3 separate regions of the Mus musculus genome follow, and all the other regions are linked to region 2. A link is a loop called in an ENCODE intact Hi-C map of the cell type or tissue named here. Cell type or tissue: left cerebral cortex. All regions are shown on one strand. Links, peaks and the distances in the headings refer to the core of each region. The heading gives the core; the rest is flanking DNA.

The links. A loop is a pair of places that touch in the nucleus more often than their neighbours do. Peaks named below come from ENCODE experiments on the same cell type or tissue, not always from the same donor. Only the 100,000 strongest peaks of a DNase experiment are listed, where the experiment ranks them.
Region 1: a loop joins it to region 2, with 2.7 times the contacts of the local background. A loop is called at or near these places in 2 of 42 quality-filtered maps.
Region 3: it touches region 2 in a loop (2.8-fold over the local background); 3 of 42 quality-filtered maps call a loop at or near these places.

What each region holds. Positions count from the first base shown.
Region 1 is chr15:24,719,270-24,730,415 of GRCm38, reverse strand. Gm35827 (a long non-coding RNA gene) reads right to left here and starts at 5,499. Exons shown (of 4, transcript XR_383853.2): 1 at 5,424-5,499; 2 at 3,112-3,171. It also overlaps the pseudogene Gm2803. In left cerebral cortex, for the core only: a CTCF peak has its summit at 5,572; DNase peaks (open chromatin) are centred at 5,554, 7,906 and 8,726; H3K27ac peaks cover 1,559 bases.
Region 2 is chr15:25,355,083-25,366,228 of GRCm38, reverse strand. It overlaps Basp1 (brain abundant, membrane attached signal protein 1), which reads left to right. Exons shown (of 2, transcript NM_027395.2): 2 at 1,311-2,952. The coding sequence starts at 1,320. The coding sequence ends at 2,000. Among named protein-coding and RNA genes, the nearest start is that of Gm36555, 28 kb to the right of the region's middle. In left cerebral cortex, for the core only: no CTCF peak of the experiment used is centred there; DNase peaks (open chromatin) are centred at 5,276, 5,789, 5,960, 7,449 and 4 more places; H3K4me3 peaks cover 506 bases; H3K27ac peaks cover 3,013 bases.
Region 3 is chr15:25,223,408-25,234,553 of GRCm38, reverse strand. No RefSeq gene overlaps it. Among named protein-coding and RNA genes, the nearest start is that of Gm35996, 50 kb to the right of the region's middle. In left cerebral cortex, for the core only: no CTCF peak of the experiment used is centred there; DNase peaks (open chromatin) are centred at 4,123 and 5,172.

The sequences.
Region 1 (11,146 bases), core at 1,855-9,854, 640 kb after region 2:
CAACTCATTCTATGACGCCACAATTACTCTGATACCTAAACCACAAAAAGACCCAACAAAGATAGAGAACTTCAGACCAATTTCCCTTATAAATATTGATGCAAAAATCCTCAATAAAGTTCTTGCTAACTAAATCCAAGAAACATCAAAACAATCATCCATCCTGACCAAGTAGGTTTCATCCCAGAGATGCAGGGATGGTTCAATATATGGAAATCCATCAATGTAATCCAGTATATAAACAAACTCTAAGACAAAAACCACATGATCATCTCGTTAGATGCTGAGAAAGCATTTGACAAAATCCAACACCCATTCATGGTAAAAGTCTTGGAAAGATCAGGAATTCAAGGCCCATACCTAAACATGATAAAAGCAATCTACAGCAAACCAGTAGCCAACATCAAAGTAAATGGTGAAAGGCTGGAAGCAATCCCACTAAAATCAGGGACTAGACAAGGCTGTGCACTCTCTCTATACCTATTCAACATTGTACTTGAAGTCCTAGCCAGAGCAATTAGACAACAAAAGGAGATCAAGGGGATACAAATTGGAGAGGAAGAAGTCAAAATATCACTTTTTGAAGATGATATGATAGTATATATAAGTGACCCTAAAAATTCCACCAGAAAACTCCTAAGCATGATAAACAGCTTCAGTGAAGTAGCTGGATATAAAGTTAACTCAAACAACTCAATGGCCTTTCTGTACACAAAGGATAAACAGGCTGAGAATGAAAATAGTGAAACAACACCCTTCTCAATAGTCACAAATAATATAAAATACCTTGTCGTGACTCTAACTAAGGAAGATGGAAAGATCTCCCATGCTCATGGATTGGCAGGATCAATATAGTAAAAATGGCTATCTTGCCAAAAGCAATCTACAGATTCAATGCAATCCCCATCAAAATTCCAACTCAATTCTTCAACGAATTAGAAAGGGCAATCGGCAGATTCATCTGGAATAAAAAAAAACCTAGGATAGCAAAAACTCTTCTCAAGGATAAAAAACCTCTGGTGGAATCACCATGCCTGAACTAAAGCTGTACTACAGAGCAACTGTAATAAAAACTGCATGGTACTGGTATAGTGACAGACAAGTAGACCAATAATGGAACAGAATTGAAGACCCAGAGATGAACCTACACACCTATGGTCACTTGATCTTTGACAAGGGAGCTAAAACCATCCAGTGGAAAAAAGACAGCATTTTCAACCAATGGTGATGGCACAACTGGCTGTTATCATGTAGAAGATTGAGAATTGATCCATTTCTATCTCCTTGTACTAAGGTCAAATCTAAGTGGATTAAGGAACTCCAAATAAAACCAGAGACACTGAAACTATAGAGGAGAAAGTAGGGAAAAGCCTCAAAAATATGGGTACAGGGGAAGAATTCCTGAATAGAACAGCAATGGCTTGTGCTGTAAGATTGAGAATTGATAAATGGGACCTCATAAAATTGCAGAGCTTCTGCAAGGCAAAACACACGGTCAATAAGACAAAAAGATCACCAACAGATTGGGAAAGGTTCTTTACCTATCCCAAATTGGATAGGGGACTAATATCAATATATATAAAGAACTCAAGAAGGTGAACTCCATAAAATCAAATAACCCCATTAAAAATGGGGCTTAGAACTGAACAAAGAATTCTCACCTGAGGAATACCAAATGGCAGAGAAGCACCTGAAAAAATGTTCAGCATCCTTAATCATCAGGGAAATGCAAATCAAAACAACCCTGAGATTCCATCTCACACCAGTCAGAATGGGTAAGATCAAAAACTCAGGTGACAGAAGATGCTGGTGAGGATGTGGAGAAAGAGGAACACTCCTCCATTGTTGGTGGGATTGCAAGCTTGTACAACCACTTTGGAAATCAGTCTGGCAGTTCCTCAGAAAATTGGACACAGTACTACTGGAGGATCCCGCAATACCTTTCCTGGGCATATATCCAGAAGAGGCCCCAACCGGTAAGAAGGACACATGCTCCACTATGTTCATAGCAGCCTTATTTATAATCACCAGAAGCTGGAAAGAACCCAGATGCCCCTCAACAGAGGAATGGATACAGAAAATGTGGTACATTTACACAATGGAGTACTACTCTGCTATTAAAAAGAATGAATTTATGAAATTCCTAACCAAATGGATGGACCTGGAGGGCATCATCCTGAGTTAGGTAACCCAATCACAAAGCAACTCACACAACATGTACTCACTGATAAGTGGATATTAGTCCAGAAACTTAGGATACCCAAGATATAAGATACAATTTGCTAAACGCATGAAACTCAAGAAGAACAAAGACCAAAGTATGGACACTTTGCCGCTTCTTAGAATTGGAAACAAAACACCCATGGAAGGAGTTACAGAGACAAAATTTGGAGCTGTGATGAAAGGATGGACCATCCTGTGATTGCCATATCCAGGGATCCATCCCATAATCAGCTTCCAAAGACTGACACCATTGCATACACTAGCAAGATTTTGCTGAAAGGACCCAGATATAGCTGTCTCTTGTGAGACTATGCCGGGGCCTAGCAAACACAGAAGTGGATGCTCACAGTCAGCTATTGGATGCATCACAGGGCCCCCAATGGAGGAGCTAGAGAAATTACCCAAGGAGCTAAAGGGAACTGCAACCCTATAGGTGGAACAGCAATATGAACTAACCAGTACCCCGGAGCTCTTGACTCTAGCTGCATATGTATCAAAAGATGGCCTAGTTGGCCATCACTGGAAAGAGCAGCCCATTGGACTTGCAAACTTTATATGCCCCAGTACAGGGGAACGCCAGGGCCAAAAAGGAGGAGTGGGTGGGCGGGTATGGGGGACTTTTGGGATAGCATTGGGAAATGTAAATGAGGAAAATACCTAATTAAAAAAATAGTAAACAGCATGATCTAGCACTGGGTCTAAGGTAAGGCTCTTGGCCAGCAGTGGAATGCTTACAGCTGAATAACCCTGCTGATAGCAGTAGGAGCTGAAAGCTTCAAGTTAGTTAGTGTTTCTCTTATGGTGTAATCATTCTGACTGTGGGTCAAGAGGGTATAACAAATCTGTAATGGATTAACTTTATGCCATTGAAGTAAAAACATAATATACCTTGGTGCTGATGTTTTTCCGTGGACTGCAATAACAGCAAGTGTCTATAAAAATACTCACCTTAAAATAAAAATTATAACAGCATTATTTAGTCATAATCATGTGGAAATTTTATTTTTTCCAGTGTTTTCTATAAAAGTGTTCACCTCTTTCTAAATGTTCAGTAATGTGCTTCATAAAAGAATAGAAGATTTAAGAATTATTTTAATTTTATTGTTTTTCATTAGGAACAATAATGACTTTCCTCATATAGCTATTGTTATTGCATTACAAACTTATTTTTGTCGTGACCAACATAACAATTCTAATTGAGTCTGTGAAGTGGTAAGAATTATGTTGAAATTAATCCTTTTGTGATAAAAATAAACTTTTAAATTGCTAGTATATGTATCAGTAACTATCAGCAAATAAAACTTGATACTGCCAAATAATTACGAAGAGAAGTTAAAATTTATCACCCTGTGAGTATCTAATACACAATACATGTAGATTTCAAATGTACATGTAGATTGTACAAATCATTTTTAGAGAAAAACAACATTTCCTTACATGGGAACCCAACACCATGACTAGACTTTGCAGTTCCTGCCTGATCTCACTTGATCCATCTGAACATTAGTCACCTGGAGACTCGGGACTTCACAATGCACAAATAAACCTTTTCATCAAACCCCCTCATCAAATATGATAAAGTCTATTTATTATTATTTTATTAGAATATGTATTTTAATTTGAATTACTTATGCTTAACATGTAAAATGTAATCATATTAAGTTAGTAAAATAGTTTAAGCATTGTAATGATTTAATTTGTGGTTAAGAACACAGACTGTGATGTCATTTAGTTAAAACCCTTAGTTTTATTTCCCTAACTCAAAAATCTAGTTATTTATGACAGTAGCTGCTTTATGGCACGTGCTATTATAAATGATATATGGAATATATACAATGTACAAATGAATAAGTAATTTCTAGTAATTTCTTAGTTGATATTAGGCTCTTTATTTGTCTGACAAAAGTGCATATTGAGTGCTTTTAATCCTTCAAAATTATGATAATCTCTATAGGCAACATTATTTTCCAACAGTGTGGAAATTAAGTATATACTCTGGAAATTTACTAAAGCTGGGCACATTCAAGAGGCAAAGTCAGAACTTGGATCTACATTTTCTGGTGTCTAGAGCTGTAGTTTTCACAGACTGTGATTTCCGGCTTCTTAAATAACTGAGTGACCGTCAACATGCAGTTCCTTCAGATATAGATCTTGCACATTCCATATGTGTGTTGATTTAAACTGTATTTCTCATTAACTCATTTTCAGTGAGAACCTCAAAAAGGGAATTCTCTTACTAAACGATTTGTGTGAAGGCCCAGCTGACGGAAAGTGATACCACCCCAGGTGAGGAATTGTTGGGCAGTTTTTGATGAATGGTATAAAAAAGCAGGTTGAGCAAACCATGGGCAACTAGCTAGTAAGCAGCACTCATTAATGGCTTTTATCTCAGCTCAAGATCCTGCCTCAACTGACTATGACCTAGGATATATAAGCCTCACAAATCTTTCCTCCGCAATTTGTGTTTGGTGATGGTCTCTCTCACAGCATAGAAACCTAATAAGGATAGAAATTCATACCAGAAGTTTGATGTCACTGTGACAGACCTGACCACGTGCTTTTTCTTTTTTTTGGGGGGGGGTGGTTGGTAGCATTTGAATTTTGATTTGAAAAGGTTATTGAATACTCAGAGCCCAGTGGGCTGTTCATGGGAGCTTAGAAGTTAAGGATGCTGCAAGCCCCATGGGGTTCGGGGGAGAAAGCAACAGTGTCAACCAGTCAGACCCCCCTGGAGCTCCCGGGGACTGGACCACAAACCAAAGAGTACACATGGAGGGACCAAGGGCTCCGGTTGTGTCTGTGGCAGAGGATGGCCTTGTTGGACATCAGTGGGAGGAGCAGCCCTTGGTCCTGTGGGGGTTCGATGCCTCAGTGTAGGGGAATGCCAGGGCAGGAAGGCAGGAGTGGGTGGGTGGGTAGGGGAGCACCCTTATAGAGGCAGGGAGGGGGTGGGATGGGGGTGGTTTCTGGAGGGGAAACTGGGAAAGGGGATAACATTAGAAATATAAATAAAGAAAATATCCAATAAAAGAAAAGCAAGGACACATGGCTAGGGTTTGTGGTAGATTGGGCCAATTAGGTCTGCGATTATAATTAGGGTTACAGACTCAGTTCAACAGTAGGGACCCAGATTGCAAAGCTGAGGTACTGCTTATATCCAAAAATCTCTGGGACTGGTGGAATGGGAAGCACATGTGTACCTGTGTTGATTTGTGCTCCTGGGAAATGAAAGGGGATCAAGGAGCCCTTTAAGAAAGTCCTGTTGAAGAAAGGACAGTAATGGAACCACCCTCTTGAGGATGACCTAACAATGAAGAACCTTGGTATCCAGGCGACCCCCACTGGTTAGAGCAAGGCCTGCAGGCTCACTTGTCAGAGGCACTAGAGAGGGCAGCGTGTTTCTCTTGCTGTCTTCATACTACTTGGAGGCTAAGGCCTCAAAAAAGACATAGGGAAGGCCACGATGGTGTCTGGAAGTACAGGGTTCACTCTTGTTGTCAACGCCTGTGGCCATTTACCTGAAAGAGAGAAATCTTGACCAAGGGTCGCCAAAACCGGCAATGCCCAGACCAGGGTGAGAATGCTTCTGACCCTCAGGATCTGAGAGTCACATCAGTGCAGAGACTGTGGTGAAGCTGGTGAACAACCTGGTGCCTTCTCTGCAGGAGGGGACCCCTTCTTTGTCCCTGCCTTTCTTTCCAAATACTGAAGATTTGCCACCCGGCTCCAGGTACTGGACCTGCTGTTCGTGAGGTATGCATTCTTCTGCCTTTATTCTGAAGAGTATGAACAAGTAAAGAACGCGCTCTGTAGCTTCCTGGATACGTGGATGGACAAGAGCCCTGAGGACTTTTGTGAGTCCACAGATTTGCTCACTCTGAAATACCTGAAGGCTTACGTGTCACACTCAGATCTTATTGTCCGTGTCAATAGGCTCCTGACCCAGTTGCAGGAAGAACAGGCCAAGGATTCACCATCCAAAGATGAGGAAGACTCAGATCTGGGGAGACACACATCCTCCTATCTAGAGATTGAATGGGTATAAATCGGCAGGAAAAATAGCAAATCTGGAGCCAGATCCACTTGTGCACCAGAGCTGGAGAGCACAAAACCACCAGATGTTTCCATGATGCATTCGTAGGTCCAGATAGATGTGGCAGCAGCAGTCCTGCCAGCACACCTGATAGCAGCTGTGGAACCTGTATGTCTGTAGATACAGAGTATCTTTCAGTAATCTCCTGCTTGCTAAGTGGGCCTACCTATTTAGAGAATGGTCCTGTCACCTCCTGTTATCAATTTGGGTCTGTCCTATATCTGCCCTGCTGCTCCTGCCCCTCAGGATCAGCCCCTGATTTCAATCCATCAGTAGTTCCAGCCCCACAACCAGCCTTCCCTTCTCCTGAGAAATAGCCTTTTTAATCATTCTGATCTTTTCAATGTTATTTTAAAGGATTCTGCAATCAGTGTAGATAATACAGAAAGAGATAATAGAGATGTGGTTTGTGAAGTGCCAGAGGGAAGTAAAGACTCAGTCTTTAGATCCTATCTTGAGTTAAAAATATTTAAAGTTTGTTCTTCTGGAGCTGAAAAATCAGCTGAGATTGTCAATGTGTCATCAATAAAGTAGAGCCTTTTCTTGGGCAACACACACACACACACACACACACACACACGCACACACACACGGCGTATAAGACATCTTGGGATGTTCCCTGGAGAAGACTGATTCTGATTCTCCATAGAGCTCGTAGATCTTAATCTGTGATGAGGTTTGAGATGTTAACATGTGTTATTATTCAAAATTAGGCAACCATATATTGAGATTCCATTGATGTATTGAGATTTCATTGATATGGCTTCTGGGTCATAACTCATAGAGTATTGGAGATAGTGTTTCCCATCAGACATACTGGTTCCTTGACTCTCATCATACCTCTCTTCAGTGTTGTTCATTGTCCTTAGTTGTATAGTAGATATGACACATTGAAATGGTACTTCTGGGTCAGTTGTTCTCTACAAATAACCAGTCATAGATCTTAAATTACACAAAAATCAAGTTGAAATATGTAAAAGCACTGAATATAATATTATGTCCTTAAAACCCAGGGAGGAAAATATTCAACACTGAACTTGACAGTGATTTCCTTTGATAGAACACTAAAAGTTCAGCCACAAAAGTAAATATAAACAGATGGGGTTCCACTCAAGCAAAGGGATTCTGTACAAATAAAGCAATCAGCAAAATAAAAACCTGCTATAAAGGATTACAGTAAGTTTTTTGACAAACTTATGTCTGATTAAGATTTCAAATTCTGAAAATATAAATGAATTCACATGAGTTAATACAACAAAAATTAAAAGGGTAACTTAAAGAACAGATATGCAATGCCTACATTGTTTCCAAAGAGGAAACTAAAGTACTTAACTTGTATGTGAAAAGCTGTTCGTTATGATTAATTAATGATTGTTTTAATTAAGCATATTAAATCAACAATAATGATATTATAACACACACCTCTTAGGACTGCTTCTATTTCAAAGGCAGTGTCAAAAGCAAGGGTTGGGAAGAGTGTGAAAAATGGAATCTCTTATCTCTTTGAGAATGTAGATGGCTGTGATTACTGTAGGAAGCATTATGGTGGTTTCTAAAGAGATTAAAAATAAAAATACCATATGGCCAGTAATCCTTCTCAGTATGTACCTAAAAGAGGAGAAATCGGAACTTCTTAAAGAGATCTATTTTCCCACATTCATTGCACCATTATGCACAACAGGAAAGAAGTAGAAATAACCATGTCTGTCAACAGACTGAATAAAATCAATTTGGTACATATGTAAACTGAATGTTATACTTGTAGAGGTCTGGTCAATTGCCACAACATGAGTGGCTGTAGATTATACAATGTGAACTTTATTTATATAAAGAAAGTTTAAAATAGTGTGCAAACTCAGGCAATTGAGTGTTATTTATCAAGGACAGAGAGAATTGCATTAAAAGGCCAAAATTTACACACACAATACATATATATATGTATATATATATATATATATATATATATATATATATATATATATGTATATATATATATATATATATATATATATATATATATATATATATATGTTATAGATCTGTAAAATGAGTAAATGTAGTGACCTAATGGGCCGCAAGAGTATAGAAGTTTCCTGGAGGAACAGATGTTAAGAACTTGCACTACACAGAGTGAGTAGAGTAACTGTGACAGTTAATGAACATGCTGTTTTCTTCCCGAGTGATTATTTTCTCATGTATACACACATCACATTGTTCAGTAAAAGGATAATCATTAACATATTTGTGAGATTATAGAGTCCTAGTGTACAGCAATGGTGACTTTGACTTTTTGTACTTTTAGTCCTTTTGTCTCAGGCTAAGTGCTGATATCCCAGGCAAGGCTACCACAAGACTTTCTCCATACATTCCAATCATCCCTCTTCCAATAATAATGACTTATATTACTTGATATGACTTTCTCACAGATCCCTTTTTCTTGAAGCAGTGAATGTAGCTCCAAACTAAGCATATAATAAAAATAAAAAGGTCTCTGCCTTGGAAACATGAGATGTGAAAGTTGAGTCGATCAGCACAATGTTGAAAGAACACTGAAATAGCCCCCCTGGTTCAACTCTACAAAGAGCTCATCCTTTTAAGACAGACCCTTTTCCAAATCATGATAGAAAGTGAGAAATGACTGACTGTGGAATCCAAGGGACAAAGCATGACAGAGAGCCATCTCCATGAATATGTGGGTGTTAGGTCTAGGACTGGGATGCTGACATGTAGAGCCCAGGGCAGCTCTTTATTGGGAGTCAGCAAATTCCCTCAACATTAGTCACAAAGTTGTGACCAAGATTCCTAGAATCACAATAGTCATTAGAAATAAAGATTATTTTTGGCCATGAAAATCCAATATATCCTTTGCATTTACCGTCCAAAGTTTCTCCTTTTATAGCATCTCTTAGATATAAACTATGAAGCTTCTGACACAAAGCCTAAGACTGCAATAATGGTCATGAGAAGAGGGTAATGGTAAGAGGGAGGGAGGATGGGAGTAGGTTGGCTAATAGGGACCATGGCACAGCTAGAATTGAAGAAGTGCTGGTAGGCTACTACACAGTAGGGTAACTACAGCTACTAAATTGTTAGACTAAACACGTTTAAATGTTATTTCCACAGATAAAAAGAACAAAAATATTAAAGGCAGAAAGTGTGCTCACCGTCTTGAGTTTTTTGTTGCGCAGTGAATGTAGGTTCCAAAGCCTCATCGCTTAAGACGTTCAGCCTCTGATCCCAACAACAAGGAAACTCAGCAGAAGACAGACACTAGCTCAAGACAAATCTGTGCTCTGGGGGGGGGGGCAATGCTGTTTCAAAACACACAACAAATAACAAAACAACCCTCCTTCCCCAAAAGAAGTCCACATTACCACATATCATACTACATAAATATGGTTTGTTGGTAGACTGTTTTTTTTTTAAACATTAATTGAAAACAAGAATGCTATAGATATTTTTTCAGGATATTCAAGTAGCACATGCACATTTAGAGGCAGCATGGGGAGTGGAAAGCTTGGCAGAATGGAACAGCTTGTCTGGGGGTGGCCTTGTATTTCAAGTCAGGGCTGCTCAAGTGGTGAAGATGACACACGTGGAAAACAGATTGGGAAGTGTAAGCTCAAGGAAGAAAATTTTTCATAAAGAGAATAAAATCAACCATCCAGCTTATGATTTTTTTTTGACTTGGAATGAACATTGAAGATGAACTATTCCAATATTTTCATTTAAAAACGAACAAAAGAGATAAATTTATTTGACCTCATCAAGGTCAAATGAAGAGAAGTTTCTAAGCTTTGGGTGTCCAGCACAGACTCTTTCCTGTGTTATATTTCAACATGAATGCTCAACTTTGTTGGAAAGTGGTATTTATTGGTTGAGGATCTAGTTAGGAGGGATAATTTTTTCAGTAAGCAGTAAAAGATAGAATTATAAGATGTCTGTATTCGTTCTGGAGAATAAAGGTGAGGGGCGGGAGGCATGGCTTCCCATTTTTCCCGTTCATCAATCTAAGGTGATTTTTTGAAACTTCAACATGGGCCACAGTAGGAAGTGTGGTTTCAACACAGAAAAGAATTTCAGTAACAGCCAGTTTATAAAACAGGGTAGAGGTTTACTTAGGATATTTTAGTAAGATTACAGCAGGGAGCCTAAGAAAAAAAGGATGCTTAGAAAGAAAGAAGAAACACCCAAGATGGTGATGTGGGCTTCTCTAAGACAGAGAAGGCCTCTGAAAATGACACGTACTAAAGTATGCATGTGGGCTCCTTGAGATGTATCTCAGGTTATTATCATTGCTGTTGTATATAGGAATTAGGTGAGATTTCAACTTAGGATCTTCAAAGGGTTAGCTAGAAACCCAAATAAGATGACCAGATAGTCCCTGAAAAATATCCTGCAACTTTTAAACTAAACGATAAATGGCTAGCTCTCAGGGAAAAAAGAGCTTTAGGATATTTGTACTGTAAACAAACTTGACAGCTAGCTTTGTTTAAGATTCTCGGGTGATGCCTTCAGAAAGAATTGAGTCCCTACCCAAAGTCATCATGATGTCTAATTGTATGTCAAGTTGACACAGCTTGAGTAATATGGGACGAGGGAACCTGAGTTGAGAAAATGTCCCTACCACATTGCCCTGTAGGCAAGCCTGTGATGTATTTTCTTAATGTGAAAGGTCCTAGATTATTGTAGATGATACCACGCTTGGATGGTGGTCCCAGATTCCATACAAAAGCAGCATGAGCAGACTATAGAAAGAAAACCAGTAAGTAACACCCCTTCATGGCCAATGAAAATATTAACTGGACAGGAATTATTACTTCCAGCTGG
Region 2 (11,146 bases), core at 1,442-9,441:
TTTCTATTTCCCAAGTCAGCCCAATGCATCAACCATAACATGGGGCAGGAGCTCCAAGTTGTGTGTGACATCAGCCATGATGAAGTGTCTAAGAATTTGATGGAGGTGCTATACTATGTAACTCATTAGTCAGGTTTATGTTTTCATTTATTGCTTCGTGGTAAAAATGTTTTTAATTGTGGTTTCACCACCTATATTTGGTCTTACCAAAAATAGGAGCAGTTGTTTGAAGTGGGTTAGGATTCCAAGCCGTTTCTTCTTCCCTATTTTTAAGAAATATAAGAACGATCCTTGGATGACATAATAAAGACCTTTCTTGAAACTAGGAAGAGTATTTTAGTCATCTTTGTGTTTGTTTCTTTTTTCTGTCTCCTCCAACTCCTAATGGTAACCCAGACGGGAAATTAGCATAGAATGGTGAGAGGAATTTTGACTGAAGAATACTACTCTTTCCCACACCTGACTTTCAAACAGTGTGGGTTATTTCACTATGGTGAATCATAATTACAAGAAGTGGAGTGAAGAAAAAGCTCTCTCTCTCTCCTTTTTTTCCTGAATGGATTGGGAGGCGGGGTAGCTGGGTGAAGAGAGCTCAGGGCCCTGCCAAGAGGAAGCAGAACGTGGTGAGCTCACCAGGAGTTTCTACTCTGTCCTGTGGCCTTGCACGGTGCTTCTCTTCACGACTGCTCCTCCTGTGGGGAGCAACAGGGCCAGTGGGAGGTTAGCCTGGAAAAGTTTTGCCCTCTTGCATTAATAGAAAACAATTAAGTTTTCTGTAGGAAGCACCACGGCAGTGATTTCTCACCGGCACACAGACGCTATATAAACGTGCTTCCGGAAAGGATGGACGAGAGATTTGTGATGTATGATGAGCAGTTCCTCCAGAAAGTTATTTGTAAATTATCAGGGTTTTGTTGTTTTAAAAACAAAAACAAAAAGCAGCGAAGTTGTAGTTCTAAAATGGCTGTCCCTGCCATTTTGTGCTAAGGTGTTCAAGCCTCCTGGATGCTTGAAAGTAGATAGATAAGACCAATACCATGCCGCCTGTCCTCCCTATAGGCAGCTGGGTCATTGATCACCATTTCTTTGTCTCCCCCACCCCCCAACTTGCTGGCCTGCAGGCTTCGCGGCGGGGGCTTTACTTTGTTCTTTGTTACTTCTGATTATGGTAGAATGCCCGTGAAGTCCAGGCTGCTCCCCGCTGTGCCCGAGGTCCTCGACGCCCTCCTCGCCCTGCAGGCAGCCTCCCACCATCCACTTTGCCTACTTTGACCCTAACTCCCCTTCGTCTCCCCTGTGCTTCCTTGCAGAACTCCAAGATGGGAGGCAAGCTGAGCAAGAAGAAGAAGGGCTACAATGTGAACGACGAGAAGGCCAAGGACAAAGACAAGAAGGCCGAAGGCGCGGGCACCGAGGAGGAGGGGACCCCGAAGGAGAGCGAACCCCAGGCGGCCGCCGACGCCACCGAGGTCAAGGAGAGCACGGAGGAGAAGCCCAAGGACGCGGCGGACGGCGAGGCCAAGGCAGAGGAGAAGGAGGCCGACAAGGCAGCGGCGGCCAAGGAGGAGGCGCCCAAGGCCGAGCCCGAGAAGAGCGAGGGCGCCGCGGAGGAGCAGCCCGAGCCCGCGCCGGCGCCCGAGCAGGAGGCGGCCGCGCCCGGGCCCGCTGCGGGCGGCGAGGCCCCCAAGGCCGGCGAAGCGAGCGCCGAGAGCACGGGCGCGGCCGACGGCGCGGCCCCGGAGGAGGGCGAGGCCAAAAAGACTGAGGCTCCCGCCGCCGCCGGCCCCGAGGCGAAAAGCGACGCGGCCCCGGCGGCTTCAGACTCTAAACCTAGCAGCGCGGAGCCCGCGCCCTCGTCCAAGGAGACGCCCGCCGCCTCCGAGGCGCCCAGTTCCGCGGCCAAGGCCCCCGCGCCCGCCGCGCCCGCAGCCGCCGAGCCCCAGGCCGAGGCACCCGCCGCCGCCGCCAGCTCCGAGCAAAGCGTGGCCGTCAAAGAGTAACCGGGACAGCCAACCAGAACCGACGCCACTCGCAAACGACCTGTCTTCTCACGCTCTCTCTCTCTCTGTTTCTCACTCTGTCCTCTCTCTGTCTCTATCCTATACTAACTTGTTTCAAATTGGAAGTGAGGATATGTATTGCCCAAGGGATTAAATAAACAAAAGAAAAGAAAAGAGAAAAAAAATAAAGAGGATGTGTCCCATCAGGGGAGGGAGGGGGCGGGGAGAATCCAAATAGTATTTTTGTGGGGAAATATCTAATATACCTTCAGTCAACTTGACCAGTCAGTCCTGGATTTTCGAGATCATTGTCTGAAAGTACATCATCTGTACCCTGAACCGCTGTCCCCTAGGCTCCATCCTTAAAAACCCCAGCATCTCTCCCGCGATGCAGCTGGGGAGGGAGGCGTTTGATTCTGCCCACAGGACCAGTGCCAAGGCAATCAGATCTTTATGAAAGCAGTATTTTCTGTGTTTCCTTTTTAATTTACAGCCTTTTTCTTAATTTTTTTGGTATTTTTTTAAACGTTCGTGGATGAATGCCAACTTTCAGACGGAGCCCACTTAGCTTGTCCACATGTATCTCAATGCCAACCCTCCATTTTTCCTCTCCAGATATTTTTGGGAGTGACAAACATTCTCTCATCATACTTAGCCTACCTAGATTTCTCACGACGAGTAATGCATGTCCGTGGTTGGGTGCACCTGTAGTTCTGTTTATTGGTCAGTGGAAATGAAAATAAAAAAAAATAAAAAATAAAAAAAAAAGAAGTCTGCGTTCACTGCAGCGCCAGTTTTCTTCCATCTGTGTCTCAGACACCAACACACCACCCATTGGAAAAATGGAAAAAAAATAAATAAAAAAATAAAAAAAATGTACAATGGATGCATTGAAATTATATGTAATTGTATAAATGGTGCAACAGTAATAAAGTTAAACAATTAAAAAGTAGTAACTGGCTTTTGGCTTGATTTTCCCCTCCTTTTCGGTAATGTAGGTGTCTTTTCCTGAGTATAATTGAACTGAGGTAAGACATAGGATTCTCAAGTGTTCTTGACTAATATAGGTATAAACAAAACACCCCAAACAGTGGAATCCAAGACCACTATCCCCTAAGATGAACAGGAAAAACCGTCTAAGGATTCACACCCAACCATGGTGTGGGTGTGGTTATTAATGCTTTAAGAGAGTGAATATTGTGAATGAAATATTAAATGACAACCAAGAGCTGTGTCTTGAAGGCTGGGAAGAATATTATAATCTTTGAGAAACATCCTATGTGTATAAATTGTGAAGCGGTGGGCCAGCATCTAGGCCTGCCCTGCCTGCAGGTCAATTGGTACCAGAGGTAGGCGAGGGACCCGAACGCCGTGATGGGTTAATAGCCAGGAGAAAGCTGCTTCCACCTTACCCAGACCTCACTTGCTTTGGCTTCAAGGGAGCATAAACTTGTGATCTGTAAGACAAGATCCCCCTTGATAGCTGAAATATGTAGAAGTTTGTGCACGTGCCAGCTAGCAATGTATACCACAGGCAGATGTGCTAAGCCGTCACCCTTTGATGACCCCATTACTGGAATAGTGACCGTCTGTGTGCTCAGGGTCCCCCTGTGCCACACATGGGGAAAGAGGCTGGAGAAAGGTGGCTTTTGTACAGACTCGGCATGCACATCAGTTCTTGAGGGTAAGAAAGGAGGTGATTGTCTCTCGAGTCTCTCAGAGAGTTGCTTGGGTGTTTTCCAATCCGATACTGGAAACCACAAAAAAAAAAAAAAAGAAAAAAAGAAAGAAAGAAAGAAAGAAAGAAAGAAAGAAAGAAAGAAAGAAAGAAAGAAAGGAAAGAAAGAAAGAAAGAGACCTAGCCATGGCAAAGATTTCTCAGACCTGAATCGGAGAGAAATGCCCAGAAAAATACATGACAGGTTCATCTTTTAGAGTGTCAGTTTCCGGTAGAATTTGTGAAGGCTGTGAAATGCGCATGTGCACATGGTCCTGTGGGTCCGAGTCAGCCTGATTCTATTCCTGTGTGCTGCATACAGAGGAGAGAGAACCCCTCTAGATGTTTTCTGAGTATCTGGAATCAGTACCACACCTGGAGAAGCAGAAATGGTGGAGTTGGACTAGCTTAATGGACTTTCTGAGTTCAGGCCGTGCTACGATCACGTCTAGCCCTTGGACCTCTTGCTTTTACAGTGAAATGATTTTGAACTCTTACTGCATGACAGCACAGCACACATGAATATGTAAAAGCATTAGCCACCAGCCAACTATATTAGGTAAGAAAAACAGCAGGGAATATCCAGAGCAAGTGCAGTTGCCCTCAAATATATAAAATCATGTGGGGGCGGGGTTGTGTATTACGGAGGCAACAGACTCAACAAACTGGAAGATGTGTATAAGATTACAAATTATCTTTAAAATGAAAAATACTTATTTTTGCAAAATGAATTAAATTTATCAACTACTGTGGAGTAGTTACGAATATTAAATGTCATTCATTTATTGCTGTGAAACATGCTTTGGTGGAAGTAATATTTAACAGACTGACTTTCTCCACCTACCATCTTAATTAAAGTGTTCACAGAATTTGGGGTGAGAAGAGCCAACAGGGGTTCCTCAGGATAACATTTACCATCCAGAGTCACTGCATGGGATACGTGAAGTAAGGTGACACACTTCAGCTTATGCGCTGAAGGGTGTGGCATCATTAAAATCTGAGCTGCATCTAGTCATTTATTTCCTAACGGTTATACATTAGAGCACTGGACCTCGAGTTCCTTACCAAGGCAGGCAATGGAACAACTAAACATCCACAATGTAACAACTAAAATCCACCACCCGATTGGCTTGAATGGAGCATCAGTTTCATAGTGTTCCTTCTAGATGTTAGTTTGACATACAACAAACTCCAATTATTTCATTTAGTGGAGAAAATATCTATTTAGAAACTTACCAATTTATTTTTTATTTTTATCTACATCCCAATTACTGTCCCCACTCCCAGCGGTCCTTCCCCATCCCCCCTCCTTTCTCCTCTGAGAGGGCGGGAGCCCCTTAAATACCCCCCCCCGCCCCCCAGTGCATCAAGTCTCTGCCAAAGCAAGCACATTCGCTCCCACTGAGGCCAGATGAGGCAACCCTGTTGGGGAACAGATACCACAGTCAGGTTACAGCTTTAGGGACAGCCTCGCCTCCAGTTGTTGGGGGAGGGGCTACATGGAGACTGAGCTGCACAAATGTTACATATACCCCAGGGGCCTTTGGCATTGTTTCAGGATTGGTGAGATCTATCACCATCATTTAGATTCAGTCCAGCCTTTGGACAGTAACATTGCAGGTGTATTTGATCTGATATCTATTTTAACTAATTTGCACAATATTGAAAACTGGATTCTTAGGGGACAATCTTAAATATGTATCATGGTGGCGTGGCGTCATCAGTAGTTTTGGGATTCACACTAGGAGTGTTTTGTTTGTTTGTTTGTTTGCTTGACACAGTCCTATATATAGTCCTGGCTGATCTGGAACTCAGCATACAGAGCAGGCTGGTTTCAAACTCACAGAGATCTGCCTGTTTTTGTCACCCAAATGCTGGGACTAAAGGCACGTACCACCATTCCCAGTCAACAGGAGCTTTTCAAGAAGAGCTATGGTTAGTATCATTTGAACTGGCAGGTCCCCCCCGCCCCCTTTTCTGCCAAGCAGTTGATATTTAAAGTATTTAGCTTGGGGATGGCTCTTTTACAATGGTGGGCGTCGTTCTTTCAACCCCTCCACCGCAGCTGACGGAGAAGCAGAAAGGGAAATGCAGCAGGTTTCCGTGAAGGTTTGGGATGGCATTAGTTTTGAAATAAGCCATTCTTCATCATGAGATTATATGCTTTCTGACTTCTTAATGACAACATTTTCAGTGGGATATGAAACCTCAGAGGCCGGGGACTGGCCGGGTTAGTACATTCCTTCTCATTCCCAGTGCCATGCTATTAAGAGCAGTTAGCTGCATGCGTCCAAGCACATCTGACTCAAGGAGATTCCTAGAGGGAATAACACTGAGAAACAACACGGCTTGGAAACAATCCGAGTGCCATTGTATCCGTGAACACACAGCACAACAGAACACACATTTGTGTCCCACCCCCCAGCCCCTTCCCCACTTCCATATTGTTTTTGACATTGCAAACATCACATTTGCTTCTTGTTATTTTTTGTTGTTGCACCAAAGTAATTTTATACTCTCCCTGAGTTTTCTCCTCTGAACTCAGGAGATTCACTTTTAGTGCAACGTATTAATCAACTGGCATTATCTAACTTCCTCCTCCTCCTCCTCCTCCTCCTCCTCCTCCTCCTCCTCCTCCTCCTCCTCCTCCTCCTCCTCCTCCTCCTCCTCCTCCTCCTCCTCTTCTTCTTCTTCTTCTTCTTCTTCTTCTTCTTCTTCTTCTTCTTCTTCTTCTTCTTCTTCTTCTTCTTCTTCTTCTTCTTCTTCCTTTTCCTTCTCTCAGGTCAGTGTGTTAAAATTCCAGGAGGCGAGGGACAGATTACCCCACTCAGATTTGGGATCATTTAGCAGAACACTCACTTGTTTTCTCTCATTAAGCTTTCCGGTCATTGTCCAAGATTTAAAGGACTAAAGCTTTCTCAAGAAAAAGGGGCGGGTAGTTCACATAAAAAATGTATACTCTATTAATCACTAACCAATTTCAGATACTAATTAAGATGAGGAATATTTAGCTTACAAGATCCCCTGTATATAGAAACAACTAAGACCTTAAACCAATTTAATTTATTTGTATTTTTGTTTGACTTCTAAAATGATGTAGATATTTTGATAAAAAGTCTAAAATCCTGAAGCCCAAACACTAGAAAGAAAGGCTCTGCATTAGCAACCTCACCATCTTTTTGCCTTCTAAGCTGTGAGTTTATTCAGATAGAAAATGTTTGAATAGGCACCAAAGACTCCTGGCTGGTAATGGAATGGTGAAGCCTTGAGTAAGAGTAGCTAAGAGTCACATAACCTGAAACTCAGCCACATAATGACAGTGCTACTCAAAGAAGAGAAAGAAAGGAAGGCACCTGTTTTGCCTTGAGGAAAGTGTGTTGACTTGTGACACACTTTTGCTAACAAAAGAAGTGGGGGTGGGAGTGGGGGGGGTGGCGAAAAAGAGATGAGAGAAATTCCTGAGCCTTCCATCTGAAGAGAACGCAATCTCGTTAATGGAAGCGCAAGACTATGCTTCAGGATTTGGCCGACAGACAGAAACAGCCCGGTTTTGAGTTTTGCCAAGAAAAGGATAGCGTGCCTCATTACAAGGGCTTTTTGCTCAGGTTTGGGAAATTGGACTTGACAGGTGAACCCCATTAAAAGAAACGACTCTAAGGCTCCGTCCGTAGCGGCACTGAGCAATCCCTGTCCTGCTCAGCCGCAGCGCAGACATCCAAGAATAGAGCTTGCTCTCAGCCGGAACCACCCACTTCAGCACTGAAGTCTGACTAGTATGCAAATTCCCCAGAGGGTATTTAAAAAAAAAATTTTTTTTTTAAAGCTAAGAATAATAGAGACTGTATTTTGCTTGCTATCTATTCAGCCGCCTTTGCTTCCAGGAGCTGAAGTTGCCTTGGTATTCAGAGCAAATTCTAGCTTTTCAAAATAAATACACACACACACACACACACACACACACACACACACACACACACACACAATATACCAGCAAGAAGATGAACTACTAGAATACATATAAGGAGAGTCGCTTACATTTCTGAGGCTAGTTGGAATTTTGGTATAACAAATTTACCTTTTATTTGTTGCTTACTGTTCTCTCTACATTGTCTTGAAGGTTTTACTTTCTGTTGATTAATCATGTTCCATTTACTCCCTGGTTGTCTGCTCCAGGGCTCCATGCTTACATTGGACTAGGACGATAAACAATTACAAACCCCTTGAATGTACCATTCTTTATACATTCCTTTATTTTTATTTCATGTACATGGTTGTCACGCCTGCACTTACACTTGTACCCATGGTATCCAAAAGAGGAGTCGAATCTCTTGGAACTGGAGTTGTGAGCGGTCACATGGGTGCGGGGAATTGACCCTAGGTTATCTGCAAAAGCAGGAAGTGTTTTTCACCATACAGCCATTTCTCCAACCCCAGATGTGTCATCTGAAATACAATTCAAGTGTGCCATTCCTCTGGCTTGGTGGAGCTTTGTACTTTGTTTGTTCTGGACGTTCCTAGGCACTAAACTGTTTTGTCCACTTTCCTTCTCCTAGCTGAATCCATCTGTAAGGATAATGGGCAGATTAATAGAGGATTATTCAGAATGTAAGGCAATTCAAAATGGTTCCCACACAGGAATGCTTTTCAAAAAAGATTCTAGAAGGTTCTACCACAAGCTGTTTCCAGAAGGAGGAGAAGTGGTTCTTAAATGGCATTCCATTCGGTTACAAATGGAATCTTTGTCTGGCTGGGCTTAGAGGCTTACATTTCTTATCCCAAAATTTAGGAGGCAGGATCTCTAAGTGCCAGGCAAGAGGGACTACAGCGTGAATTCCAGGCTAGGACGACAGTGTGAGACCCTTGGGGGGGTGGGGAGGGCGGGGATCTCTGACATATTAAAATGAAGAAATCCATCTCGTTCCCGAGCGGTAGTCCTGATTCTTCAGTTCTTATGGAAGGCAAGAAGTGGGGTCAAAGCTGGATGAAAAACCCTTATCTGGAGTTCAGAGATGTACAGCATGATATTCACAAGATTCATAATCGACCTGAGCTTAGTGTTACTGGTCTAAGGCTTAAAAAAAAAAAAAAAAACTCATTTCATATCTCTGAGGTTCACATCATCAGGAAAAATGAAAAAAAAAAGTAACATAGTTGCTAGGGATATATTTCATAAGGCCTGGTTCATGGCACACAGTCAGCCCTTCATATTTATGGGCACATTCAACCATCCAGGGACTGAAAATAGGTTTTAAAACAATTCTATCTAAACATGCACAGACTTTTTTCTTGTCTCTAGTACCTATATCTTGCATGGTGACAATTATTTAAATGCCTTAGCTTTGACAAGTAGTCTAGAAGAGATGGGGCACATGCAGGCAGATGCACATTGGTTGTGTGTAAACATTAGGCACGTTATACAAGGGACTCGAGTATCCTCGTATTTTGGCATCCACGGCGATCCTGGAACAAACCGCCTAAGAGTTTGGAAGCTATTCTACGGAAAGCTTTGGTTCCTTTCAAGAGTTGAGACCAGGGCTAGAAGATGGCTTAGTGAGCAAAGGAACTTGCTAGTGAGAATGATGGCCTCAGTTTGAAACCTGGTACTCACATGGTGGACGCAGAGTACCATCTCCTGTAAGTTGTCCTCCATCTTGCTGTGTGAGAGTCCTGGCATGTGCTTTTACACACAAGCACGATAATAAGTGAACACATAAGTAGACAGAATAAAGCATTTAGAAGTGAACCGGGAGCTTCGTCCTGGCCATTTATGTTATGGAGGAATATTTAACGGAAAGATGGTACTTAATGTTTTCTTGAAAATATAGTGAAAAGGACCATGGAATTGAGACTTATGCTACCTAAGAGGACAGGCAACTTTGTGAGAAATTTTTAAAATAGCACAATATAGAGAAAGTATTATTTCAGGGGACATGAAAAGCCAAGATGTTTTTTTCTGAGTATGTTCTAATCACATTACTGAGATATCTGAGATATATAGAGAATAATAAGTTACCTTTGCGTGAAGCGGGTGAGGGAGTGGGTGTTGCAGGAACTCTTTGCTTACTACTTACCTCTGTGGCCAGGAAACAGGTTTGACTTCTCTGAGCCTCGTGCTTGCCTAAGAACTGGAGGTTGAGCCTGCCTGGAGGCCTTGTGGCGAGGGTAGAAGATTGGGCTTCTTACTACAGTGTCTAAACGCCCCTAAAGGCAGGCGTCACCATCACCCACACTTGCTTCCAGAACACGGGGACAATGGAGGCTGGGATAGTTCTCTTCATTTTCTTTAAGCTGATTTTGAGACAGATTATCTTCAAAGGCAAATCTCATTTTTTGCTGCTTACCTGTTTTCTCTATGTGACATTTTCATGTGCTATCTCTCCTCCATTGCTTCCCTCCTTCGCCGCTTCTTCCCCACTAAAAACAAACCAAACCAAACCAAACCAACCAACCAACCAAACAAACAAACAAAATCAAAGCCTGTCTGCTGTCTGCCAGTAACTGGCAGCCATTCTACCACTTCAGTTCCTAAGATCCAATGAGCATGACTTTAGAGTGCAGACCCCTCTCTGCTGGAGTTCAAGATGGAACTCACTTCAAGTCCCCCACATGGATATCTTACCTGGATCTTAAAGTTTAAGATCCTTAAAGGTTAAAGGTCTAAAGGCTGGGCTGGGGAGATGGCCCACAGGCTGAGAGCTCTTCAGAGATCCCAAGTTCAATTCCCAGCAACCACATGGTAACTCACAATCATCTATGATGGGTTCTGATATCTTCTTCTGGTATGAAAACATACATGCAGTACAGAACATTGTATACCTAATAAATAAAGAAGTCTTTATAAAAAAAAAAACAAAGTTGTCTAAAGGCAAACTTCCAATTAGCCCACAGTTTCCCTTTCAGTCTCCCAAGGGTTACCACTGAGAATGTCAGCCTGCAGATAAGCAAATGAAGTCATTCAGTTTACCCTTGATTTGCCTTTTTTCATGCTTCATAGTCCACGTGTCTGGGACTGTCATCTACGTGACAATGAGAACTGTCATCTTCATGACCGTTAGGACTACGTGACCACTAGACTTCTTGCAGATTACCACGAGTACTTCCTCATAACTTCTCAGCTTCCAAACTCCCCACTAGCTAAAATTTTCTACAGAACAGCCATTTCAATCTTTCTAAAGTAGAATGTGAAGTTCACATATATAGTCATGTGTACACACACACACACACACACACACACACACACACACACAAAACTCCAAACCTTCAACTAGTTCTGCATTTCTCAGAGGAAGAGGTAAGATCTTCAGTAGACTAGGCCTATCAGAGGGACTGATGGCTCCCAGATACTCATATGCTTATAGGGATATATTTTAAAACCTTCAAGATGATAAGAAAAAAGCAGTAACGTGACCAGGAGCTCTAATGAGTGAGA
Region 3 (11,146 bases), core at 2,018-10,017, 130 kb after region 2:
TGCACATGCGTATGAACAGAGTTGTAGGGCGTCAAAAAAAAAAAAAAGCCATTGACAAAGAACAGCTGATGAGGACACAAGCTCTCATGAAGGCGGGTCAACTTATTTCTACAAATGTTAATACTGAGTAAAATCACAGTGACTTCTCAGCCATTGTCACCGTGACAATTAAGGGGTGATTATGACGGAAGCAGCATTAAGAGAACTTTGTAACATGGACTTGGGAGGCTATCTAAGGGGCAAGACTCATGCAGGATTCCAGCATCTGCCTAGGAATGTGAACTCTGGTTTGCTGATGGTGACAGTAGACATCTGGAGCAAGTGAATGACTGGACCATGGCATTGTGCCCAGCAATTTGGATGCATGTGAAGGGGTCCATCACAGGGCCATTTTTACCATTTATACATTATGTCTAGGGAACACCTAGTTCTTGTTCCGTGCTAACATTTAACTTCATGTTCTCTCTCTTTCTGTGTGTGCATGCGTATGTGGTATAAGCATATGTGAGCACATGCATATGGAAGTTAACAGTTAAGTTTGATTATCATTCCTTAGATACTGTCCACCTTGGTTTTTCATATTTTATTTTAGTCTTTCACTAGCCTGGAACTACCCTTGAAATAATGCTAGGCTGGCTGGCCACCTGCTCACCAGGGATTTGTCTGCCTCTGCCTCCCCAGGGCTGGGGTTACAAGTGTGCATTGCCACGTCTGCCTGGCTTTTTTATGTGAGTTCAGGGGAATCAGATCCTTCTGTATGCACGGCAAGCACTTTATCAACTGGATAACTTGCACACCTTCTTATTTTTTTATGCCTTCTACAGAGGACTCCTGCACCCGTTGTCTTTGTAGTTGTGCCTTCTAGGCTCCCGAGGTCCTCTTTTCCTTTCATAGCTCCTAAGTTCAGATCTGAGGCTGAAGAACCATCTTGTTGAGATGAGTTGTCCTCTTCCACTTGGCAGTAACCTGTTGGGGGTTGGTCTGGTGCTGTGAGTACACATGCTAAATTCTGAACCCCAAGATCTGGCCTTCCCCATTTGAGTGAATTCTCATGTACATTGGTCTTCCTCGTGTGTTATTAACGCGTTCTCACGCCCGGCCAGGAAGAACACAGCAAACCAGAATCTTCTGCGGCAAAACTTTATTGCTTACATCTTCAGGAGCAAGAGTGTAAGAAGCAAGAGAGGGAAATGGCGAAACCCCATCCCTTTTTAAGGAGAATTATCCTCCACCTAGGACGTATTACTCCCTGATTGGCTGCAGCCCATCGGCCCAGTTGTCATCACGGGAAAGGCAGAACACATGGTGGGAAAACTGCCCCTGCATGTGTGCAGACTATGTTTACCACTTAGAACACAGCTGTCAGTGCCATCTTATAATGGCAAATGTGAGGGCGGCTCCTCACACTCGTGTAAACCTCGACCCCGAATTTAAAGGTATTGGTTAATTATAAGTGGCTACAGAATTACTTAGGATAGAGGTAGGCAGGGATTTAGCTATACACACACACACACACACACACACACACACACACACACACACACACGGGCAGGGAGGATAAAGAAGATGGGAGAATAGGTCTTCCTTAGACAGGATGGACCAGGAGCATGTGACCAAGAGAGGTGTGCCCTGAGGACACAGCCCAGGTGAGACTCAGACTGCAAGTAATTGGGGAACACAGCTGGGAAACAGCCAGGGTAGTGTGGAAAATAGATAATCGCCTAGTAATTGTGCCAAAGCTGATTAAGTAAATCAATAGGACTCAGTCTCAATTATTGGGGGAACTGGTCATAATAAGAACTAATAGAATTATTTAATATCCCACATCAACAGTAACCTCTTCGCACCTTTGATTCTCCTGCTAGTCTGTCTGCTTCCTCTTCAGCGATCTCTTAGTTGTACAGCTGCAAACCCTTCCTCAAGCTTTGTTTTTTTCAGAGGTGCTTGTGTAGTTAGAGAGACCGACCCTTTGGGGCTGAAGTCGTCAGAAACCCTTACTTTCTCCTCAGGGAAACTTCTGTCGATCACACAACTCAAGAGTTATATGCCAGACAAATTCTTTAGTCGTAACTTTTTACTCCCGTGATTCCTCAAAAATGAAAAATTAGTCAGTCATAACTTTTTCGTGGTTTCCTTTGAACTGGGGGGGTGGGTGGGTGTCTCTACCCTGCTTCTTTCTGTAGGGCGGCTATTAGAGTTTGAGAGACTAAAGCAAAATATTTCAAATGAGTCGTCCCTTGGGCATTTAAAGAATCCCACTCAGAATACTTTGTAAAATGTTTGAAGACATTGGATGCTTTTTACTAAGCACTTAGAATGAAGGCTCTAGGAAAGGCAGTGAGTTATTTGTTCCCCATGGGGCCAGAGGCTTTATAGGATTCCCATCTACGTTGTCACATCGGATCCTGCTTAATCTCCTCAGGGTCTTCATCCTCAGCTTTGCCCTTACTGGGCAAATTTGGGGTCTTTAGCTGTGAGGAAGCATCGGCCAGGCTGCCATTATGTGGGCCTATTGTAGTTCCTGCCGTGAAGTCCTGCAAGGCCCTTGGTGTCACACTGATTAGTCTTTACCATGGCGTCATCCCTCCTGCTTCTAAAGCCATTTTCAAAGGTTTTCCCCATGTCTCTGAAGATGATCACAAATCCACAGTGCAGTCAGGCAACGTAAGCCACCATTTATGTTATGCTCATGACAAATTTAGCTTTGGAGCTCTACTGTATAAATACAGAACAGCATGTCTTTCTTTTTTTAAAAAAAATCTTTCTCCTTTTCATTGAAAATAATTTTCCTTCTGATCACAGTTTCCCCTCCCCTTCCTCCTTCCAGATCCTTTCCAGGTCACACTTATCCAATACCAAGCCCCTGCCCTCTCCTCTATTTTACACAGGGTTTCTTTAAGTAGGCTTGGCTTCTCTGGAATGCCCTTTGTAGACCAGGCAGGCCTGGAACTTAGGGATATACTTATCTCTGCCTCCTGGGGTTAGAGGCTTGTGCCTCCACTGCCCAGCTTCATTTGTATGTTTCAAAGGGTTGTAACTTTGGCATGCTTTCTTCTAATAAAGACTACTGGGTGGTCATGAAGGTGAAGGGAGGGTCTCTGAAGAGTTGAGAAGGAAGAATCACATGATCAAAATATACTTACATTGTAAAATATGCTTAGAGAAATATATATAGATAAATGTCCTAGCCCTTAAAGAAGTACTATTTGCTATAGATTTGAAGGATAATAAGACATACAGATATGCTGATATATTTTTTATCAAAGTAGGAGTAAATGAGTCAATAAATTGTGTCATTTTCAGCGAGTTACAACTTCCTTTCCCAAGTAGAGATGCTCTCTACCTTTCTCTCTCCAGTGCTGGGCTAAAGGCATGCACCATCACTGCCAGGCTCTTATTCTGTCTCCTTAGAAAACAGACAGACAAACAACAAATCAGAATTTAAAAAAAAAAATCACAAAGAACTAGCACAACACACACACATACACACACACACACACACACACACACACACACACACACACACCAATTGGAAAGCATTTCTATTCCCCTGAATCAGCTGGGGTGGAGAGAGGGACTGTAGGTGAGGAGCGCTGGGATGGGTTCCTGGGAGGGATAAATGAACATGATGTGCCTCAGTTTAAATGGGAGAGCACAGCTGTGGCTCAGCAATGGGCTACAAGAATGGGCCAGAGAGGCCAACTCTTTTGGGGTGCTGTTGAAGCTAACCCTAAGGTCGTATTAGAATTGGTATAAAGCCTCCAGAAGGGAAGGGGAACTTCCATGCTTCCACTGAGACATCTTGTAGCTTTCAAGGAGAGTGACAGGTTCTCAGAGCAGGACAGGCTACAAGGCCACATGCATAGTCTCTCCTCATCCATTTTCCCTTGCGGCAAGGCTTTCCACACCATTGATGCCTTCATCTTGTTAAGGTTGGCTCACATTAACACAAGCCTTTGCCTTGTTCCTTTTCATTGAGCCAGGTGATCCTTCTTGAACACTTAGAAGTAGGGACACTTTGCCGGCCTGGGCTCCTCATGCACAATTGCCCCCACATCTCACTGGTGGCTCTTTTCCAAGTTGCTAGGTTGGTACTTTTCAAATACGCTGAATGGTTGTTTGGAACTTGTCTCTGCTGACTGCACTGGGCTCAGTTTCAAATCTCCACTAATCCACTAATGAGCCTTTATTAAAGTGGGAGAGAGCAGTTGAATCAGTCTTTGGACACATTACCCAAATGAAGTAGATGCAGCGGAAAGATCAAAAGAGCACAATAACGCAGGGATGCTGAGTCCCTCTGCCACCTTGTGCAGTCCCCATAAAGCTGATTTTTAAAGAGAGAAGTGTCAGAATTCCTAGGTTAATTTTCAATAGTTTTTAACTTTGTGGTACTTTCAAATTTTGATTTTGTTTTTCTAAGAAGTCCATTTATTGCCAAACACCTCACTTCCCCCAACGTCCACGGAGATTGAAATGACCGAATGGGCAACACGACACCAATCTGGAAGAATCTTAAAGGGGTATACATGGATCAAACAATAATTATGAATTCGTTAGACGGTCATTACGGCCATCATCCCCCCCGCCTCCTGGACCACCCACTCACAAGACTCCTTTGTTTTAGAACAAGGAGCGTCTACAAAAACTTTGTACTGATCTGTGATAGAACCATCGTGCACCATTTTCAAGTGTCCACTAGTCCTGAAAGGAAAAAACGAAGAAGAGATGACACCCAGATACACAAGCCACTTCAAGCACAGCGCCCCCACCCCAGGGCCTTCTGGTCCTCTGAGGCTGCTTTCAGGGGGTCTCTGATCCCTGCTCCTTTACCAGCCTTGAGCAATGAGAACTCAGAACACAGACTGCTTGTGTATGCATGAATCCCCAACTCCTAAACAACTTGACTTTGTCCCAATCATTAATTATAAGAGACGTCAACGATTTTAGTCTCTAAGTTAAAAGAAAAAGGCCGAGTTAAGTAAAATGTTCGGACTGGCGCTTGGACTTGTCAGTTTCTGTTTTCTTCATTACCTTTTTAAACTGGGGGTTGGGAGACGGCGCGGGCATCTTTAAATAGACCTGTTCTCAAAATTAGCCATGGATGATTTGGATTTACCTTCATTTTTTTCTCCCTTCCCTTCCCTTCCTTCCATATATACATGAGATATGCATAAGTAACATAAATAGCAAACGTGAATCACAGGTCTAAAATTAACATTCATCTATAGCTTTCCCATATGTTATTTCTTTCTGCCCACAGGCAAATTCACTAATTAAACCAACGATTTCTCCAAGCATACCTTAAACGATGCAGCCTTTGATCATCCTCAAGAGCGCTTCTGTGATGCATCGTCCTCAAATAAGATAGAGATGATAACAAGAGACTGATGGTCCTTGGGTATCACTTTGAGGTCAGTTTGAAGTAGGAAGTGGGTAGTTGTCCATTTTGTTAATTTGTCCTACTGTGCACCAGACATTACTATGGATGATGTGATTTGGCAGTGGGCAAAAGAAGGGAAAAATTCATAAGCTTACATCTTAGAGAAGGAGAAAGAAAAAAAAAGAAATTAAATTACTCAGACTATATGAGGGCAGTCAATATTACACACAGGGGTAGAGTGGCATGGGATGCCGGTTGTGAAGGGTCCCAGCTTATGAGTTCAAATAAGGTGCTCAGACAAGCTGCACTGAGAAAGGGGTATCTGAGCAGAGGGTTAAGGAAGGAGAAGGGACAGGCCAGGAAACCAGGTGGCAGAGGGATGGAAAATACTACAGCCTCCAGTCAGCAAGCAGCCCCGTGTGGTTCGAACAAGTGAAGAGGGTGTCTTGAAAGGGGAGGGTCCTGAGAAAGGGAGGCTGGGAACTGGAGCTGAGGGCACACAGATGGTAGGCATGCTGGCTGCTCTAAGGTCTTAGGCTCTGTGTGTGGGTTCAAAGCCTTTTGGATGAATTTTAGGGGGAGAACATAAGTATGCCTTCTGATCTATTTGCCTTTTTAAACAGAACATTCTGATAGGTCTTTCAAAAAAAGTGACAAAGCAAACAACGAACTTTGGGGGATGCAGGTGGATGCTAGGAATCATAGTGATAAAACTGTGTCCTGACTATATCTGTTGAGCAGGGACTTACGGTCTCAAGTCCTGTTTCTTGGCTGGGGAGTTCCCACGGATTGATGGATGGTCTTGCTGTAGTTAATGCTTATTTAAAAGGGAACAGTTAGCGCTCATGTCTGAGCCCAGTTCTCATTTCCTGACCTGCCAGGATCCCGGATTTATTTTTCTATTTCTCCAGTGTCAGAGGGTCTTCAGTCTCTGCTCTCATTGGCTCCTCAGTCCCAGCTCTGTGTGCCCTCCTCACGGTATTTTAGCGCAAGCCAAAGAGGAGTGAGGATAATGGCTGTGCTGAGCTCTGAGTGTTGTCTGAGGTTCTAGCGTGCAACTTGCAACCTGTAACCTGTGTTGCCGAATAAAGCAGCTAAAACTGGGTGTTAGAGCTATTCTGAGGTTTTAAAAAGTAGTTTAAAATGGTTTAGCTACCATAGGATTATTTAACACTCATGTTGTGTAGGATGCATGGCCCCATCAGTGGTTTGGGGACAGAGGTATGGTATGCACACATGAACCTGTCCTGTCTTCTTTTCACTTCGCGTTCACTACTTGATTTGAAGTCTGCAAAATGCAGGCTGCATAAAAATAAGCTTTTATGGGCCTTAGGATGATTTGCCACCAAGCTTGCCTGTCCTCTAAAATATGTTTTCACTTTCAAAAAACCCACAAACTATTTACCAAAGAGGCACGGAAATTGAGGTCACTGGGTTCATTTATTTCATAATTTTTAACTTCCTTTCAGAGTCTTGACATCTCCCAGCAAGCTAGAGCAACAAGATTCTGGAAACAGGTTTGACAATGGGCAGGAAGAGACGAGAGGGGGCGTGGGGGCGAAAGTGGCTAGCTTCTGTGTCGCTTTGCTTGTTTTTTGATGTTAAAGACCAGGAGTCAAAGCTGAAGCCGAGGACAGAAGATACAAAGAAAGCCCCCCTTCCTGCCGAAGTTTTTATGAACAGTTAAATAGTAGCTGTGGAGGAAACTCTACTTTGTGGGATGCTGTTATTTAAGATATGAGGAAAGAACTGAACTAGAACCATAGACTGGGCACTTGTGAAAGGGAAATTCCTTAGTAGTGTGGAAAATAATTCTCTGAAATATTAACTGGAGTCCATGTCTTCCAAGACATTTTAAGGGTGACTTGGAATAATTCCCTTTGAGATAAGTCAAGGGTAAATAGGAGATACCTTCAAAACAATTAGAAAAGAGAGAAAATGATCAAAAGCACAGGGGACGGAGTCATAGTTTAGATTAAAATCAAAGGACGGAGAAGCAGGAAAAGGCATCCAGTTTGGAAAATTAATGGCTCAGCTGTTTAAAGTGAAGCTGGGCAGAATACATCATTGCTTGAAAAGTTAGGGATGTTGGAGCTATAAACAGATAATTCTGTTGTATAGGTTTACGTACGTCAAAAAAGCACCTTCACCTGGCTGAGACTCCTCATCCTCCTCCAAAAATTCTTTTTTTCTTTCTTTAAGGAGGTAGGGAATTAGCTGTGCTTGTTATTAATGGAGGCTTATCTTGGAAGATCCTATGTCACACAGGAAATGGTTATAGAATCAACAGAAACTCTTGGGGGTGGGGGTGGGGACCTTAGAATTAGGTGTTGAGCACTGCAGCCCAGAGATGCCAGATGTTTTCACAACATCAACAAGGTCTGATTAAATAAAAAATTGGGCTCAGAGACAGGGGAGATTGGGTGACAACTGAGGAGTGGAGTTTGGGGAGAAGAATCGCACTTGTATGCATTTAGTATTTCTGTTATAGACTAGTATTCTAGAAGTGTTGGCTCCAAGCAAATTATGAGTTTCTTTAATCCCTTTGTTTATAATTTTACTTGTCCTGTTTTCTCAAGTAATTGGCAGAAACAAAAACAAAAAACAAACCCAGGGGAAAATGGATGTGCAGGCTGGACTGCTGGATGGGTAGGGACATGCTGAAAGCTATGTCTCTTTTCATAGGTAGGTTTGGTGTCAGAGCGGTGGCTCAGTTGGTGAGAAGGGACTTAGAAGGGAAGGGAGGAGGGGCTGCAAGCTGATGCCCAGAGAGAAAGCTCAGCAGGAAACCAGGGCTGATCCATTGGAATTTACAGCCCTCTGTGGTCAGTCTAGATGTCGGCAGCCTTCTATCTTTGGAAAGAAGGGAAATGAGTTGAATTGTCAGAAAATATAGGACTTCCTAAAGCATGTTACAATGAGATATTCTGAAGGCCCGGGTTAATAAATAGGCCATATTTCACATCCATTTATGATCTATGCAAACTTTGTTCCATATCTGTAATGAGTTGAGAAAAAACGCCTGGTAGGGGCAAGGGCTCAATATCTTTCCTTTTGTCTCTTTGTCTCTTTTGGCCCTTTGTCTCTTTTGGCTCTTTGTCTCTAGTTCCACTCATATCCTGTGCCTGACTCTCCACTGTTAGGACACTATGAACAACTTTAGTCAGGCTTCCTGAAGCAAATGCCTCTATGAAGCAAAGATGAATATTCCAAACTCACTTTTCTCAATGACTCTCTCAACATTTTAATTGAGATTAAAATATTCATTTAGTCAGCTACACAGATTCTTTTTAAAGTTGGTGTTATTTATCTCCATTATAGACCAATTAGAAGCAAGAAGTGCATGCTCATTTTTAAGGTTACTATAATCTCCAAACAATAGGTAATTTATCTACCTTTTACCGGCTCATTGTTTGGAATTAAATTTCCCTTTATAATGAGCAGTGTCAAGAGATAACTCAGTGTGCATTTAAAACAAAGACTATGTACACTGACCACCAGTCCATTGAAATCAAGCCCTTTGTCTTCCACAGTAGGATGACGACATGCCACATTGTGGTTTTCTTTGTATGTGTACTGTGGATTTGTCTGAGATTCATGCATGTGAGGACTACTTTGCGTTTTAGTTTTGGGCCACACTAATTAGACTCAGGGGTTATTAGCACCAAGGCATGAAAAAGTAAAAATAAGACACAAAGGTGGAAGGGGGAGAGGGAGGGGGTAAAGAACACTATAGACACATTTGTAACTTGACATTAAAAATTACCTAACCAACTTTGCGTTCATTTCACTCTGATGGTGAGAGGAAGTTCCACCTGGCAGGCAAGGCTATTGTAGGTAGATAACTGAAGCACCCCAGTAACAGCAGGTGACAGGATTTAAACCCAGGTCAATGGACTTTATTTCTGCCATCTAGTGTAAATCTCTTATAGCTCAGAGGGGACAGATGGCTCTCAAGGAGGCATGCATGCATCCTTATATCTGGCACATGGCTGAAAAAAAATAAAGATTGCCTAAAAATTATGCAAGGAATTTTTCCTTTTCCACTCAACTTCCCTTTGGTGGCTTGGCACTCCGTAAGGAAAGGGGACTTATGTAACAGCTCAAGAGTAGAAGGTCAGAGAGAGGTTCACTTGATATTGAGGTGACCATCTTCCGAAGTGTGCAAGGCCTGTTTGTTTTGGAGGTGACCTATCTGAATTGCACTTCTAAATTATAAATTCCTCTCTCTCCTTCAGAAATAATGGGTGAGATACTCTGTCTCCCTACCACAGATCTATTTAGAGCAAACTAAGACTAGATGATAAGTCTGGATGTCTGTTTGGGAAAGGAGGGAATTCTCGGTGGAGATGCTATGATATGCTCTGAGGAGGAGAGCTCCTCGGGGAAACTGAGTCAGAAGGGAGGATTTTCAGCCTTCTTGAGGGTAAGGATAAGTTGTACAGAGAAAAGCAAATAGTTTAATGCCATGCTATTTTCTGACATAATTGATAAAATCGCAGCAATTTTATAAGAATCAACTGGATTCTTCCTTTGAAGTAATAAATTTTAATAGTGTGAACTGTACATGGTCACTCATCACAAAAGTGGGATTAATTCCAAGTAATGTGCAGTTAGGCAATGCGTTTATTATGTGACTTTTATAAAACGAACCTAGACAAAACAAGATGGTATGGCCCTTAATTTGTGCATACACATGTGCACATGTGCATGTGCGTGCATGTGTGTATGTGTGTGTAGGAATAAATCTGATGCTTTGCAAAGTAAGCAAAATAACAAGAAATATATCAAAATAAGAGGATGTGATCCATTCGTGAGACTGAATAAAAATGAGCTGTATGAGGCTGCTCCTAGCATAACAAGACATAATAATTTATGGTTAACTCCTTTCTGTAGAAGGAATACATTAAAAAATCATGATAAACTATTTTGTAGCCAATGCATAAAAATCATTCTTTATCAAGTATTATGTACCGTACATAATTTCATGTGTACCTGGTGGGTTTGTTTCCACTGTGTCACCTTAGATACATCATGTATTAGACCGCATGTCTCACATAGAGTGTTTTCAGCTTCATCATGACTCTATGGGACCACAGTTGTAATCACAGTCCACATCTGACTACAGTGCTGTTGTGGTCACGCGTGCTTTAGAAGGGCAATGCACATGGTCAGAAATGTCCAAATGGCCTTTGGAAGTAACATAGGTCATAGACATCAAGAAAGACCCCTGCTCCTATAAGGTCATGTACCTAGACATGAGCCTTAGAGGCAGTAAGGGTTGAACCCTCTCTGTCGCCTCAGGTAGCAGCACAGGTTACTCACATTAGGCAATTCCTCATCACCCTCATGTCTCCAGTTACGAATCTCTTCAGAGTATTCAAACCATTCAGCTTCTCTTTCTCGCCCATGTCTTCGTCATATACTCGCACATCATAGTGGTGCCCAAGGCAGGTAGGCCACTTAATAGCTGGCAGGCCTATGGATATTTTTTGCTGGCTCCTCACCTCCTGGCTGCCTGCAGGACTCAGGAGAGCAACCCCACACCTCCCCTGGGCAGCACAGTTGAGCTGGTCCTGAGGGCATAAGAGCAGGAGAGCTGACCCCACCCTTGCCAACGGAGGCATTTCAGTGATCTAGCTTGGGCAGTGATGGAGAGCTAGTCTTTATGGTGTGGGTTCAGGAAAACTGGCAGGCTGACCAACTCAGCTACCAGCTAGGCTCAGATCCAGGGTTTTGGGTTGGTCCATCCCAACATCTACCCCA